Linked DNA regions of Homo sapiens: region 2 is linked to region 1. A link is an interaction called in ENCODE POLR2A ChIA-PET data of the cell type or tissue named here. Cell type or tissue: B cell. All regions are shown on one strand. Each heading gives the region's core, and the rest is flanking DNA. Links, peaks and the distances in the headings are about the cores only.

The links. Peaks named below come from ENCODE experiments on the same cell type or tissue, not always from the same donor. Only the 100,000 strongest peaks of a DNase experiment are listed, where the experiment ranks them.
Region 2: POLR2A ChIA-PET joins it to region 1 with 11 read pairs; 5 of 35 experiments call an interaction of 5 or more read pairs at or near these places.

The regions. Positions count from the first base shown.
Region 1 is chr19:14,276,476-14,284,801 of GRCh38, forward strand. No RefSeq gene overlaps it. Among named protein-coding and RNA genes, the nearest start is that of LINC01842, 53 kb to the right of the region's middle. RefSeq lists a silencer at 1,442-1,736. In B cell, for the core only: no CTCF peak of the experiment used is centred there; no DNase peak of the experiment used is centred there.
Region 2 is chr19:14,352,107-14,360,432 of GRCh38, forward strand. The region is part of intron 1 of LINC01841 (long intergenic non-protein coding RNA 1841); the gene reads right to left. Among named protein-coding and RNA genes, the nearest start is that of LINC01841, 7.7 kb to the right of the region's middle. RefSeq lists enhancers at 3,793-3,892, 3,953-4,132, 4,203-4,252. In B cell, for the core only: no CTCF peak of the experiment used is centred there; DNase peaks (open chromatin) are centred at 3,040, 3,895 and 4,377; H3K4me3 peaks cover 480 bases; H3K27ac peaks cover 1,901 bases.

The DNA of each region.
Region 1 (8,326 bases), core at 224-8,223:
CTTTTTAGTGGAAATGGGGTCTTGCCATGTTGGTCAGGCTGGTCTCGAACTCCTGGCCTCAAGCAATCCTCCCTCCTCAGCCTCCCAAAGTGCTGGGATTATAAGCATGAGCCACTGCACCCAGCTACCTTTCTCAGTTCTGCCTTAATGTCTCACGTGGCTGTTTTCCTTTTCTCTTGTGTATTCTTTCCTCCCCCTCTGTCTTCTTGCTTTTTTTTTTTTTTTTTTTTTGAGAGAGAGTCTCATTCTGTCACTCAGACTGGAGTGCAGTGGTGTGATCTTGGCTCATTGCAACCTCTGCCTCCCATGTTCAAACGATTCTCCCACCTCAGCCTCCCAAGTAGTTGGGACTACAGGCGCACGCAATCATACCCAGCTAATTTTTGTATTTTTAGTAGAGACAGGGTTTCACCATGTTGGTCAGGCTGGTCTTGAACTCCTGACCTCAAGTGATCCGCCCACCTCAGCCTCCCAAAGTGCTGGGATTACAGGCGTGAGCCACCGCTCCCAGCCTCTACTTGCTTTTTCCTTCTCACACCTCTCTCTTCTCTTCTGGTTCCCTCTCCCAGCCTTCTCTCTGCACCTCCTCCCCTGCCACTTGCTCTCTTCAAACTCGGGGATGTGAGAAAGTTCCCGCAGAAATTGCAATCTCCTCTCCTCTCATGTGGCTCCGAGATAAGACAGTAAAAATCCGATTTTCAGCAATTTGCTTCATTTGTGAGCTCTCCGGAGTCTCCCTTTCTCCCCCTGACATAAGCTTAGCAAAATTGCCTGGGTGGAGTGGATATTTTTAACCACTTAGTAGTCAGAGCGGGTTCAGAAAGTTTTGCAAGAAACCGGGCCAGGCCCTGTGCCTGGGGTTGCTGGCGGGTTTGGGGCTGGAGGGAAGCACGTGGGGTGGCCTCAAAGGGTTTAGTGGAGGGGCATTTAAGAAGAGGATGTCCGCCGGCCATGGTGGCTCAAGCCTGTAATCCCAGTGAGAGGTGACAGTGTGCTGGCAGCCCTCGCAGCCCTCGCTCGCTCTCGGCGCCTCCTGGGCCTCAGGCGCCCACTCTAGCCGCGCTTGAGGGGCCCTTCAGCCTGCGGCTGCAATGTGGGAACCCCTCTCTGGGTTGGCTGAGGCCGGAGCCAGCTCCCTCAGCTTGTGGGGAGGTGCGGACTGGTGGAAACCAGGGCTGCCCGCTGCACTTGCAGGCCAGCGTGAGTTCCAGGTGGGTGTGGGCTCCGTGGCCCCGCACTCGGAGCAGCAGGCTGGCGCTGCCGGCCCTGGGCAGTGAGGGGCTTGGCACCCGGGCCAGCAGCTGCGGAGGGTTCGCCGGGTCCCGGCGCTGTGCTCGAATTCTCGCTGGGCCTCAGCTACCTCCCCGCCGGGCAGGGCTCGGGATCTGCAGCCTGCCATGCTTGAGCCTTCCCCCAACGCCATGGCCTCTTGTGCGGCCTGAGCCTCCCCTACCAGCGCCGCCCCCTGCTCCGCGGCGCCGGGTCCCACCGACCACCCAAGAGCTGAGAAGTGCGGGCGCACAGCGCGGGACTGGCAGGCAGCTCCACCTGCTGCCCTGGTGCGGGATCCACTATGTGAAGCCAGCTGGACTCCTGAGTCCAGTGGGACTTGGAGAACCTTTATGTCTAGCTAAGGGATTGTAAATATACCAATCAGCACTCTGTCTAGCTCAAGGCTTGTAAATGCACCAATTAGCACTCTGTGTCTAGCTCAAGATTTGTAAATACACCAATCAGCACTCTGTGTCTAGCTCAAGGTTTGCACTCTGTATCTAGCTAATATGGTGGGGACTTGGAGAACCTTTAGTGTCTAGCTAAGGGATTGTAAATACACCAATCAGCACTCTCTGTCTAGCTCAAGGTTTGTAAATGCACCAATCAGTGCTCTGTGTCTGGCTAATCTAGTGGGGACTTGGAGAACTTTTGTGCCTAGCTCAGGGATTGTAAACGCACTAATTGGCACCCTGTCAAAATGGACCAATCAGCTCTCTGTAAAACGGACCAATCAGCAGGATGTGGGTGGGGCCAGATAAGGGAATAAAAGCAGGCTGCCCGAGCTAGCAGTGCCAACCTGCTCCCATTCCCGTCCATGGTGTGGAAGTTTTGTTCTTTTGCTCTTTGCAATAAATCTTACTGCTGCACACTCTTTGGGTCTGCATTGCGTTTATGAGCTGTGACACTCACCGCGAAGGTCTACAGCTTCACTCCTGAGGCCAGTGAGACCAGGAACCCACCGGGAGGAATGAACAACTACAGACGTGCTGCCTTAAGAGCTGCAACACTCGCCGTGAAGGTCTGCAGCTTCACTGCCGAAGCCAGCGGGACCACCAGCCCGCCAGAAAGAAGAAATTCCAAACACATCCGAACATCAGAAGGAACAAACTCCCGACACACCACCTTTAAGAACTGTAATACTGCAAGGGTCTGCGGCTTCGTTCTTGAAGTCAGTGAGACCAAGAACCCACTGATTCTGGACACACCAGTACTTTGGGAGGCCAAGGCGGGTGGATCATGTGAGGTCCTGTTCAAGACTAGCCTGGCCAACAGGATGAAACACCGTCTCTACTAAAAATACAGAAAATTAGCCAGGCATGGTAGCACATGCCTTGTCTATAGTCCCAGCCGCTCAGGAGACTGAGGCAGGAGAATTGCTTGAACCCGGGAGGTGGAGGTTGCAGTGAGCTGAGATCGCGCCACTGCACTCCAGCCTGGGTGATGGAGTGAGACTCTGTCTCAAAAAAAAAGAAAAAAAATGGATGTGACTGAAGAAAGAAAAGAGGTTCCCTTTGGAAGAAGCAGATCTGCTCTTGAGGGGGTGAAGCTGCAGGGGAACGCCCAGGCTTTTTCCCTCCCACCAGTACCTCCTTTTGGCTGAATCCAACCCCAAAGCAGAGGGCAATGGAGCCCAGTGGTGTGGGCCTAGAGGTCAGCTCTCAGGACATAGAACAGGATGGTTGGCCGGACGCAGTGGCTCATGCCTGTAATCTCAGCACTGTGGGAGGCAGAGATAGGAGAATTGCTTGAACCTGGGAGGCGGAGGTTGCAGTGAGCTGAGATCACTCCACTGCACTCCAGCCTGGGAGACAGAGCAAGACTCTGTCTCAAAAAAAAGAAAAAAAAAAAACACCAAAAAACAGGATTGGACTGCAGATTGATGGAACCTGGGGTAGGTAACAGGAATAGAGAATGACCTGCATAGAAGCCACATGTCCTAACTTCCTAATACACCTTAGGGATACCCCTGAGAAGCCAGTCTGGAGACCAAAGGCATCTCCTTCCCAAAACCAAAATGGGGGGTGGGAATAATGAACATTTAGTGAGCACCTACCATGTACCAGGCATATGCTAAGTGCTTTATGTGTACGACGTCATTGAATCCCCACAGAAGTCAATGAAGGAAGCCTTTTTCTTTGTTGGCTGCTGGGACAAAAATCAAAATCACAGTGGCTCAAGGAATTAATATAGAATCAGGGTCTCGCTCTCTTGCCCAGGCTAGCGTGTAGGGGCACAATCATGGCTCACTACAGTTTTGACCTCCCTAGGCTCAAGCGATCCTCCCACCTCAGCCTCCCAAGCAGGTGGAACTATAGGCATGTGCCACCACGCCTGGCAAATTCTAAAGTTTTTTGTAGAGGTGGGGTCTTGTTGTGTTGTCCAGGCTGGTCTCCTTGGCCTCCCAAAGTGCTGGGATTGCAGGTGTGAGCCAACATGCCTGGTCCAATTTAGATTTTGTTTTTTAAGATGGAGTCTTGCTCTGTTGCCCAGGCTGGAATGTAGTGGCACCATCTCGGCTCACTGCAACCTCTATCTCCTGGGTTCAAGCAATTATCCCTGCCTCAGCCTCCCAAGTAGCTGGGATTACAGGCGCCCGCCACCATGCCCAGCTAATTTTTGTATTTTTAGTAGAGATGGAGTTTCGCCACATTGGCCAGGCTGGTCTCGAACTCCTGATCTCAGATGATCCACCCACCTCAGCCTCTCAAAGTGCTGGGATTACAGGCATGAGCCACTGCCCCCGGCCCCAGTTTAGATTTTAAAGAAATTACTAAGGCTGCTAAACCTTATGTTGCTCTCAGCCCCAAGGGCACTGAGAGTTGGGTTTTCCCGATCCCAGGCTTCCTGGGTATAGCTCAGACCACCCTTAAATTTTCCACCCATGCTCCCTCATCCATTCTTTCTTCCCTTCTACAAATTTTCCTCTTCTCTGTTGGCCAGGAACATTTACGCAATAATGTCACACCAGTGACTACCAGAGTTGAATGCCGATAGAGTAACGGGATGCTAAGATGGACATTTCAACCAGGGAGACACAACGACTAGCAACAGAAGCCAGACCACAGTGAAGATCTCTTTTCTTTTCTTTCTTTCTTCTCTTTCTTTCTCTCTTTCTCTTTCTCTCTCCCCCTCCCTCCCTTTCTCTCTTTCTTTCCTTTCTTTCTTTTCTTTTCTATTTTTTTTTTTTTTGAGACGGAGTCTCGCTCTGTTGCCCAGGCTGGAGTGCAGTGGCGCGATCTCGGCTCACTGCAAGCTTGGCTCACTGCAAGCTCCGCCTTCCGGGTTCACGCCATTCTCCTGCCTCAGCCTCCTGAGGAACTGGGACTACTGGCGCCTGCCACCACGCCCGGCTAATTTTTTTGTATTTTTAGTAGAGACGGGGTTTCACCGTGTTAGCCAGGATGGTCTCGATCTCCTGACCTCGTGATCCGCTCGCCTCGGCCTCCCAAAGTGCTGGGATTACAGGCGTGAGCCACTGCACCCAGCCCTTCCTTCCTTCCTTCCTTCCTTCCTTCCTTCCTTTCCTTCATTCCTTTCCTTCATTCCTTCCTTCTTTCCTTCCTTCCTTTCTCTTTCTTTCTCCTTCCCTCCCTCTCTCCTTCCTTCCTTTTCTTTCTCTTTTTTTTTTTTTTGAGACAGAGTCTTGCTCTGTCACTAGGTAATCTTGGCTTACTGCAACCTCTGCCTCCCAGGTTCACGCCATTCTCCTGCCTCAGACTCCTGAGTAGCTGGGACTACAGGTGCACACCACCACACCCAGCTAATTTTTGTATTATTAGTAGAGACGAGGTGTCACCATGTTGGCCAGGCTGGTCTCAAACTCCTGACCTTATGATCCGCCTGCCTTGGCCTCCCAAATTGCTGGGATTACAGGCGTGAGCCACCATGCCCAGCCTTTTTCTTTTTTTTTTGACAGAGTCTTGCTCTGTTGCCCAGGCTGGAGTGCAATGGCACAATCTTGGCTCACTGCAACTTCCCCCTCCTGGATTCAAGCGATTCTCCTGCTTCAGGCTCTCAAGTAGCTGGGATTACAGGTACGTGCCACCACGCCTGGCTAATTTCATATTTTTAGTAGAGTTGGGATTTCACCATGTTGGTCAGGCTGGTCACAAACTCCTGACCTCAAGTGATCCACCCGCCTTGGCCTCCCAAAGTGCTGGGATTACAGGTGTGAGCTACCACATCTGATCCCTAATTTTTAATTGACAAGTAATTGCATATGTTTATGGAGTATGATGTGATGTTTCAATACTGTATATATTATAAAGCAGATCGCGCTAATGAACATATCCATCACCTTACATACTTATTTCTTTGTAGCGAGAACAGTTTGTTTTTTTAGAGACAGGGTGTGTAAAATATTGCCCAGGCTGGTTTTGAACACCTGGGCTAAAGTGATCCTCCCATCTCAGCCTCCCAAAATGCTGGGATTACACATGTGAGCTACCGCACCAGACCCTATAGTGAGACCATTTAAAATCCACTCATTTCACAAGTTTGAAAATACATTATGGGGTGGGGCACAGTCACTCACGCCTGTAATCCCAGCACTTTGGGAGGCCGAGGCAGGTGGATCACGAGGTCACGAGTTCAAGACCAGCCTGGCCAAGATGGTGAAACCCTGTCTCTACTAAAAATATAAAAATTAGCCAGGCGTAGTGGCGGGCGCCTGTAGTCCCAGCTCCTCAGGAGGCTGAGGCAGAGAATTGCTTGAACCCGGGAGGTGGAGGTTGCAGTGAGCCGAGATTGTGCCACTGCACTCCAGCCTGGGTAACAGAACGAGACTCTGTCTCAAAAAAAAAAAAAAAAAGAAAAAGAAAAAATATACATTATGATTAGCTATAGCCACCTTGCTGTGCAATAGATCACCAGGACTTACTCTTCCTAATGGAAACTTTGTATCCTTTGGGCAACATGTTTTCCGCGACCCCAGACTCTGGTAAGGACTGTTCTACTCTCTACTTCGGTGAATGTGACTTTTTTTTTTTTAGATTCTGCATACAAGTGAGATCATGAACTATTTGTCTTTCTGCGCCAGGCTTAGTTTACTTCGCATAATGTCCTCCAGATTCATGCACGTTGTTGCAAATGACAAGATTTCCTTCTTTTATCAGGCTGAACAGTACTCCATTGTGTATATGCACCACATTTTCTTTATCCATTCATTCATTGATGGACACTTAGGTTGCTTCCATATCTTGTTATTGTGAATAGTGCTGCAAAGAACTTGGGAGTGCAGATAGCTCTTCCGAATACTGATTTCCTTTGCACATTACTCGGAAGATAAATTTTTTTGAGACAGAGTCTCACTCTGTCGCCCAGGCTGGGGTGCAATGGCCCGATCTCGGCTCACTGCAAGCTCTGTCTCCCGGGTTCACGCCATTCTCCTGCCTCAGCCTCTGGAGTAGCTGGGACTACAGGCGCTCGCCACCACGCCCAGCTAATTTTTTTTTTTTTTTTTGTATTTTTAGTAGAAACGGGGTTTTACCATGTTAGCCAGGATGGTCTCAATCTCCTGACCTCGTGATCCACCCGCCTCGGCCTCCCAGAGTGCTGGGATTACAGGTGTGAGCCACTGCACTCGGCCTAATTTTTGTATTTTTAGTAGAGACAGGGTTTCACTATATTGGTCAGGCTGGTCTCGAACTCCTGACCTCGTGATCCGCCCGCCTCGGCCTCCCAAAGTGCTGGGATTACAGGTGTGAGCCACTGCACCCAGCTGTTTTGTTTTTTGTTTTTTGTTTTTTTTTCAGACAGGGTCTCAGTCTGCTGCCCAGGCTGGAGTGCAGTGGCACAATCTCAGCTCACTGCAACTTCTACATCCTGGGTTCAAGTGATTCTCCCACCTCAGCCTCCGAGTAGCTGGGACTACAGGTGGACACCACCACGCCCGGCTAATTTTTGTATTTTTTATATTTTTTTAGTAGGGACAAGGTTTCACTGGCGAGGCTGGTCTTGAACTCCTGACCTGAAGTGATCCACCTGCCTTGGCCTGAGACAGGAGAATCGCTGGAACTTGGGAGGCAGAAGTTGCAGTGAGCCAAGATTGCCCCACTACACTCCAGCCTAGGTGACAGAGTGAGACCTTGTCTCAAAAAAAAAAAGTGAAAGTGAAAGATTTCATTCTGAACACCACTAGGTCCTGAAAGGCAAGGTTGGCTGACAGCAGACCCAGTGCAATGAGAACCATCTGACCCCTGGATTTGTTTCCTTCCTGTGGCCGCTATAACAGTACCACAAACTGAGTCACTTAAAACAACAGAAACCTATTTTCTCACAGTTCTGCAGGCCAGAAGTCTGAAATCAAAACATCTGCAGGGCCACGCTCCCCACAGAGGCTCTAGGGAGGAATCCCTCCTGGCCCCTTCCAGCTTGTGAGGGCTCCAGGCATTCCTCGGTGGCGACCACAGCATTCCAACCTCTGCTTCCGTCTTCACGGGTCCTTCTCTACTGTGTCTCCTCTCTGTGTCTCTCCTAAGGAGAGTCGTCTGTGGATTTAGGACTACCATGTTTTCCAGGATGATCTCATCTTCAGAATTCTAATATCTGCAATGACCCTTTCAAAACCCCTCCTACAGAGTTGACAAGGATTGCATGCCAGATTCCAGACAGAAATACAGTTACAATGAACCATGAATCAGGCTGCACTAGGGTCCCCTTCCTTGCTGCTAAAGGTCAGGTAGTACTTTTACACCCCATTGTTTCACCAGGCGCAGTGGATCGCGCCTGTAATCCCAGCACTTTGGGAGGCCAAGGCGGGTGGATCACCTGAGGTTGGGAGTTCGAGACCAGCCTGACCAACATGGAGAAACCCTATCTCTACCAAAGATACAAAAATTAGCCAGGCATGGTGGTGCATGCCTGTAAACCCAGCTACTGGGGAGGCTGAGGCAGGAGAATTGCTTGATCCCGGGAGGCAGAGGTTCCAGTGAGCTGAGATCGTGCCACTGCGCTCCAGCCTGGGCATCAAGAGCGAAACTCTGTCTCAAAACAAAACAAAACACAAATACATCCCATTGTTTCTACAGACAGGATCTCTGACATTAGGAGC
Region 2 (8,326 bases), core at 5-8,004, 75 kb after region 1:
TTACAGGCGCACACCACCACACCTGGCTAATTTTTTAATATTTTTAGTGGAGATGGGGTTTCACCATGTTGGCCAGGCTGGTCTCGAACTCTTGACCTCAAGTGATCTGCCCACCTCGGCCTCCCAAAGTGCTGGGATTACAGGCATGAGCCGCTGTGCCCGGCCCTTGCTCTCTGTTTTTACAGAGACAGGGTCTCACTCTGTTGCCCGGGCTGGAGTGCAGTGGTATGCTCATAGCTCACTACAGCCTTGAACTCCTGGCCTCAAGCGATCCTCCAAAGTAGCTGGGACTATAAGCACGCACCACCACATCTAGATAATTTAAAAATAGTTTTTTGCAGCGATGGGGTCTTGTTATGTTACCCAGACTGGTCTCAAACTTACGGCCTCAAGAGATCCTTCTGCCTCTGCCTCCCAAAGTGCTGGGATTACAGGCATGAGCCACTGCCCCTGGCCACACTTTTACCTCTCTTATGTAAATTGCCTTGTTTAGATCCTGGCTGGGTGACTCAGGGCCCAGTATCCTCATCTGTGAAATGGGGGTGATGACAACAGCCTCCTCAGAGTTCCAGACCTGACTGTGGTGGCCGTGGGGGTCCGGTGGGTTGAGACCTTCTTCTATGGCCAAGGAGTGGACTTGGGGGAGCAGGGCAAGTGAGCCAGGAGCAGGGGCCAGAGGGCCGGAGCAGGGCAAGTGAGCAAGGCTCAAGTGATGGGTCAGTCAGAAGGGGTTAGAGGACTGACATGGTGTCTCACGCCTGTAATCCCAGCACTTTGGGAGGCTAAGGCGGGCAGATCACTTGACATCAGGAGTTCGAGACCAGCCCGGGCAACATGGTGAAAGCCCGTATCTACTAAAAATATGAAAATTAGAGGCCGGGCGCGGTGGCTCATGCCTGTAATCCTAGCACTGCGGGAGGCCGAGGTGGGTGGATCAGGAGGTCAGGAGTTTGAGACCATCCCAGCCAATGTGGTGAAACTCTGTCTCTACTAAAAATACAAAAATTAGCTGGGCATGGTGGCATGCGCCTGTAGTCCCAGCTACTCAGGAGGCTGAGGCAGGAGAATCGCTTGAACCCGGGAGGCAGAGGTTGCAGTGAGCCTAGATTATGCCACTGGACTCCAGCCTGGACTCCACTGGCAGCCTCACAGAGGGAGACTCCATCTCAAAAAAAAAAAAAAAAGAAAGAAAGAAAGAAAAAAAGAAATTAGCTGGGCATGGTGGCGGGCACCTATAGTCCCAGCTACTCAGGAGGCTGAGACACAAGAATCACATGAACCCAGGAGGTGGAGATTGCAGTGAGCAAAGATCGCACCACTGCACTCCAGCCTGGGTGACAGAGCGAGACTCTGTTTCAAAAAAAAAAAAAAAAAAAAAGGGCGTGGTTAGAGAGGAGGCAGACTTGGGAACAATGGGTATACTGTTATGACCTCATTTTATAGATGGGGAAAGTGAGGCCCCAGAAAGGTGAAGTCACTTAGCGAGGGCACGCAGCCCTCTAGTGGGGGAGCCATAATTCATTCCCATACTGGGCAGAGTCCCCCACACAGAGTGGGGGAGGGGATGGCAGGGGAAGGCGGAGGAGGGAATGATGGGTGGAGAGCTGTTTGGCAGAAAGGTGAAATACGGTTTTGATTCAGCTGTGTTGGAGGACATAGTGACTCTGCCAAGATATAGTAGAGATTAAATTAGGCGCGCTGGCTTACGCCTGCAATGTCAGCATTTTTGGAGGCTAAGGTGGGCCGATCACTTGAGGTCAGGAGTTTGAGACCAGCCTGGCCAACATGGCTAAACTCCGTCCCTACTAAAAATACAAAAATTAGCCAGGCATGGTGGCAGGTGCCTGTAATCCCAGCTACTCGGGAGGCTCAGGCAGGAGAATTGCTTGAACTGGGAGGCAGAGGTTGCAGTGGGCCAAGATCATGCCACTGCACTCCAGCCTGGACCAGAGTTGGTCCTGAAAAAAAAAAAAAAAAAAGAGAGAGAAAGGAGGAAGGAGGGAGGGAGAGAAGAAAGAAGAGAGTGAGCAAGGGAGGGAGGGAGAGGTGGTTGATTGGGGAAGACTATTCTAGTTGCAAGTAAAAAATCCAAACCCAAACTGGCTTAAAGAAAAAATAATGATAATTTATTGGTTTGTGTCATTGAAAAGTTTAAGATATGTTGGCTTCAGGGACAGCTGGATTCACGGGCTCAAACAAAGTAATCTGGCTGGGTGTGGTGGCTCATGCCTGTAATCCCAGCAGTTTGGGAGGCCAAGGCAGGAGGCTTGCTTGAGCCCAGGAGTTTGAGACCAGCCCGGGCAACATAGTGAAACCTCATCTCTATAAAAAAAAATTAAAAAATAAGGAGGGAGGATCACTCGAGCCTGGGAATTGAGGCTGCAGTGGAACCATGATCGTGCCACTGCACTCACACCTGGGTGACAAAGTGAAGCCCTGCTTCAAAAGAAGAAAATAATAATTCCTGGGCTCCCTCTGATTGGACAGTTTGGGGTCACATGTCATTTAGGAACCAATCACAGTGGCTAGAAAGGATAGAATGAGTCCATGAGCCACTCCTGTTGATGAGGGTGGGGATGGCCCTACAGACCTCAGTAGACAAAGAGTGTAGGCAAAAGTGACAATTTATTCAAGAAACATTTATTTATTTATTTATTTTGATTTATTTATTTTTTTGAGACACAGTCTCGCTCTGTTGCCCAGGCTGGAGTGCACTAGCGCAATCTCAGCTCACTGCAACCTCCGCCTCCTGGGTTCACACAATTCTCCTGCCTCAGCCTCCCTAGTAGCTGGGATTACAGGCACGCGCCACCACACCCAGCTAATTTTTGTATTTTTAGTAGAGACAGGGTTTCACCGTGTTGGCCAGGCTGGTCTCGAACTCCTGACCTCAGGTGATGTGCCCGTCTTGGCCTCCCAAAAGTGCTGGGATTACAGCCCTGAGCCACTGCACCTGGCTGAGAAACATTAATTGAGCACCTGTGGTGTCCCTGGCCCTGTTTTAGGTGCTGAGGATACAGCAGTGAACAAGACAGAAAAACCCCTGCCCCCATGGGACTGACACTCTATGTAAATTCATGAATTAAAATATTAGAAGGTGATGTGCTATAGAGAAAAATAAAATAGAGGGGAAAGGTTAGAAAGGACTGGGGGAAGGAAGCTAAAATTTCAAATATGGGGGTCGTCAGGGAAGTACTCACTGAGGAGGTGACCTCTGAGCAAGTATGTTAGGCAGACAAAAGAGTGAGAGGGGCCAGGCGCAGTGGCTCATGCCTGTAATCCCAGCACTTTGGGAGGCCAAGGCAGGCAGATCAGTTGAGGTCAGGAGTTCGAGACCAGCCTGGCCAACATGGTGAAACCCCGTCTCTACTAAAAATACAAAAATTAGCCGGGCGTGGTGATGCCCACTTGTAGTCCCAGCTTTTCGGGAGGCTGAGGCAGGAGAATGGCTTGAACCCAGGAGGCAGAGGCTGTGGTGAGCTGAGGTTGCGCCACTGCACTCCAGCCTGGGCAACAGAGCAAGACTCTGTCTCAAAAACACAAAATAATAAAAAAATAAAAAAATATCTGGGGGAAAGGTGTTCCAGGCAGAGGGAACAGCGCATGCAAAGGCTGTGAGGCTGGACTGGGCCTGGCATATTTATTTGGGGAACAGTGAGGAAGCTGGGGTGGCTGGAGCCAAGTGAATGAGGGGAAGAGAGCTGGAGGTGACAGGGCAAATCACACAGCCAAGCCTTGTGGGCCTTGGGGAAGACTGGATTTTACTGGGTGAGGTGGGAGCCATAGAGGCTTCTTGGAGAGAGGAAGAGCTTGGTCTGAACGGATTCAGGTGCTCACAGGAAGAACAGACGGCCAGACCAACATAACAGCTGTCACAGATACAGGAAGAGATTTTATATCTCCCTGCGGTTGGTTTTGTTGCCTTTTCACACGACTCATGGGGCGAGGCACCAGTGGGGTGAGGAGCTGGGAGGACAGGCCACCCCAGAGTTCCCCTTCCCAGGAGTCAGGGAGCCCCCACCCCACCATGTCCCAGGACACACTCGGGCAGGGCTGCCAGGAGTGTTTGTGTTTCACCCTCTCTAGATGGGTGGAAATGAGGTGTGGCTGGGGAGGTGGTGGGGTGGCCAGGAGGGAAGCTGGGTCCCGGAGAGGCAGGACCCGTGAAGGCATCGGGGAAGGGGGTGCCCCCTCTGAGAAGGCACAGGGGTCTTGCTGTCTCCTTTCTCTATTTGAGTATCAAAGGCCTGCTCAAGCCCGAAGCTAAAGGGAAGGTCAAGGATGTTGGGGGTGTCAGGCTGTGGGTGGCTGGGTTTGGTCACAGCTGCAATTGTACTGCCGATAAGGACCCTCGAGGCTGAATGTCAGCCCGGCCAGGGTTGGGCAACATCCTGTTGGGGAAGTCTCTTCTAGTTATGGTTTTCGCTTCTCCAGCCCTGCCCTGACCCTAATGGGAGAATTACAGGCAGGGGAGCACACACTGAACGCGCACGTTACCAGAAACAGAAATAACTCCCTTTAAATTTTCCCAAGAATAGGATATACACGTGTAAAAAAATAATAATAATAATTTAAAACTTAGACCCAGCTGGGCATGGTGGCTCATGCCTGTAAACCCAGCACTTTGGGAGGCTGAGGTGGGTGGATCACCTGAGGTCAGAAGTTCGAGACCAGCCTGGCCAACATGGTGAAACACCATCTCTACTAAAAATACAAAAATTAGCCAGGCTTGGTGGCACATGCCTGTAATCCCAGCTACTTGGGAGGCTGAGGCAGGAGAATCACTTGAACCTGGGAGGCAGAGGTTGCAGTGAGCCAAGACTGAGCCACTGCACTTCACTGTGCGTGATGGGAGCAGAGACTCCATCTCAAAAAAGAAAAAAAAATTAGCCGGGCGTGGTGGCAGGTGCCTGTAATCCCAGCTACTTGAGAGGCTGAGGGAGAATCACTTGAAACCGGGAGGCAGAGGTTGCAGTGAGCAGAGGTCACGTGCCATTGCACTCCAGCCTGGGCAACAAGAGCGAGACTCCGTCTCAAAAAAAAAAAAAAAAAAAAGAACTTAGACCCTACCTCATAATCACACACAAAAAGTAACTAAATGACTAAATGAGACTAGGCGCAGTAGCTCATGCCTGTAATCCCAGCACTTTGGGAGACTCAGGTGGAGGGATCATCTGAGGTCAGGAGTTTGAGACCAGCCTGGCCAACATGGCAAAACCCCGTCTGTACTAAAAATATTTAAAAAGTAGCCAGGCGTGGTGGCTCATGCCTGTGATCCCAGCTACTCTGGAGGCTGAGGCCTGAGAATCACCTGAACTGGGGAGGCGGAGGTTGCAATGAGCCGAGATTGCACCACTGCACTCCAGTCTGGGCGACAGAGCAAGACTCCGTCTCAGGAGACAAAAAAAGAAAAAGAAATCTTTGAGACCATGGATTAGGCAAAGGTTTCTTACCTATGTCACCAAAACCACAATCCGTAAAAGAAAAAAATAATGAGCGAATTGAACTTCATCACAATGAAAACTTTTGCTCTTCAAAAGACATAAAGAAAATAAAAAGACAAGCCGCCAACTAGGAGGAAATATTTTCAAATCATTTTTCTGAAAGAATGTGTATCCAGAATATATAAAGAACTCTTAAAATAAAAACTCTTTATATAAGAATATATACGGAACTCAACAATAAGAAGGAAAAAAAATCCCAGTTTAAAAATGGGCAAAAGATTTGAACAGATGCTTCGCCAAAGAGGACATTTCGATGGTAAATATGCATATGAAAAGATGCGCAACAGCATTAGTTGTTACAGAAATGCAAATTAAAACCACAAGGAGATACCACTTCATACATCTATTAGAAGAGCTAAGATTTATTTTTTATTTTTGAGATGGAGTCTCACTCTGTCACCCAGGCTGGAGTGCAGTGGTGCAATCATAGCTCACTGCAGCCTCGACTTCCTGGGTCAAGCGATCCTCCCACTTTAGCCTCCCAAGTCACCAGGACTACAAGTGGACACCGCCACGCCTGGCTAAGTTGTGTTTTGGGGTTTCTTTTTTTTGAGACAGGGTCTATTTCTGTCGCACAGGCTGGAGTGCAATGGTGCCATCATAGCTCACTGCAGCCTTGAACTCCTGGGCTCAAGCGATCCTTCCACCTCAGCCTCCCAAGTAGCTGGGAACCACAGGCATGCACCACTCTGCCTGATTAATTTTTTGTTTGTTTGAGACATTCTCGTTCTGTTGCCCAGCTGGAATTCAGTGGCACGATCTCAGCTCACTGTAACCTCCGCCTCCTGGGTTCAAGTGATCCTCCTGCCTCAGCCTACAGAGTAGCTGGGATTACAGGCATGTACCACCACACCCAGCTATTTTTTTTTTTTTTTTTTTTGTATTTTTAATAGAGACTAGGTTTTGCCATGTTGGTCAGGCTGGTTGTGAACTCCTGGCCTTAAGTGATGCGCCCATCTCAGCCTCCCAAGATGCTGAGAATTTTTTTGTATTTTTTATAGAGACGGAGTTTTGCCACGTTGCCTAAGCTGGTCTCAAACTTCTGAGCTCAAGTGATCCTCCTCCCTCAGCCTTCCAAAGTGTTGGGATTACAGGCATGAGCCACTGTGCCTGGCCTCAGGTGAACTCTTTTTTTTTTTTTTTTTTTGAGACGGAGTTTTGCTCTTGTTGCCCAGGCTGGAGTGGAGTGCAGTGGCATGATCTCTGCTCACGGCAACCTCCGCCTCCCGGGTTCAAGCGATTCTCCTGCCTCAGCCTCCTGAGTAGCTGGGACTACAGGCGTGCACCACCACGCCTGGCTAATTTTGTACTTTTAGTAGAGACAGGGTTTCTCCACGTTGGTCAGGCTGGTCTTGAACTCCCGACCTCAGGTTATCCGCCCGCCTTGGCCTCCCAGAGCATTGGGATTACAGGCATGAGCCACCGCACCTGGCCCCAAGTAAACTCTTTAAATCATCTTTTATGCTTCAGCTTCTTCCTTTTTTTTTTTTTTTTTTTTTTTTTTTTGAGACAGAGTCTCACTCTGTCGCCCAGGCTGGAGTGTGGAGTGCAGTGGTGCGATCTCGGCTCACTGCAACCTCCGCCTCCCGGGTTCACACCATTCTCCTGCCTCAGCCTCCTGAGTAGCTGGGACTACAGGCGCCCACCACCACGCCCAGCTCATTTTTTGTATTTTTAGTAGAGACGGGGTTTCACATGTTAGCCAGGATGGTCTCGATCTCCTGACCTCGTGATCCGCCCGCCTCGGCCTCCCAAAGTGCTGGGATTACAGGGTTGAGCCACCGCACCCAGCCCAGCCTCTTTTATGTTGACAAATTCAAGTGTCCATCAACAGATGAATGGACAAACAACTGTGGTCCTCCCATGCAAGGAAACACTGGTTAGCAATAGAAAGCAACAAACTGTTGATAAACACAGCAACATGGATAAACCTCAAAAATATGCCGAGTGGAAGAAGCCAGACCCACAATATTACATATTGTACAATTCCATTTATATGAAATTTCTAGAAAAGGCAGAGCTCTAGAGACAGAAAGCAGATTAGTGATTACCTGGAGCTGAGGCTGGGAGTGCGGATGGATTGCTAATGTGGGGATTTGGGGGGAAATCAAAGTGTTCTCAAATGCTGTATTGTAGTAATACTTGCACAGCTAGGTGAGTTTACTAAAAGTCATCTAACTGTAGGTTTGTAATGGGCGAATTATAGGCTATATAAGTTATTCCTCAATAAGGCTATAAAAATGTTGCCCTAGGCCAGGCGTGGTGGCTCATGCCTGTAATCCCAGCACTTTGGGAGGCCGAGGTGGGCGGATCACAAGGTCAGGAGATCAAGACCATCCTGGCTAACACGGCGAAACCCCGTCTCTACTAAAAATACAAAAAATTAGCTGGGCGTGGTGGCGGTCGTCTGTAGTCCCAGGTACTTGGGAGGCTGAGGCAGGAGAATGACAGGAACCCTGGAGGCAGAGCTTGCAGTGAGCTGAGATCACGCCACTGCACTCCAGCCTGGGTGACAGAGCAAGACCCCATCTCAAAAAAAAAAAAAAATGTTGCCCTAAAAATTCGGCTATGGGCTTGTCACCATCCGATCTATTGACTCAACAAGTCCCTACAGTCCCCAACCCTTTTCTGAGCTCTGGAGGCACAGCAGGAAATAAAATAGACAAATATCCTGGGGCTGACATTCTCAGGGGGAGACAGAGAGGGAGCAAGATCAAGAACTAAAATCTAGCAGGGTGGGCCGGGCGCGGTGCTCACACCTGTAATCCCAGCACTTTGGGAGGCTGAGGCAGGCAGATCACTTGAGCTCAGTTCATAACCAG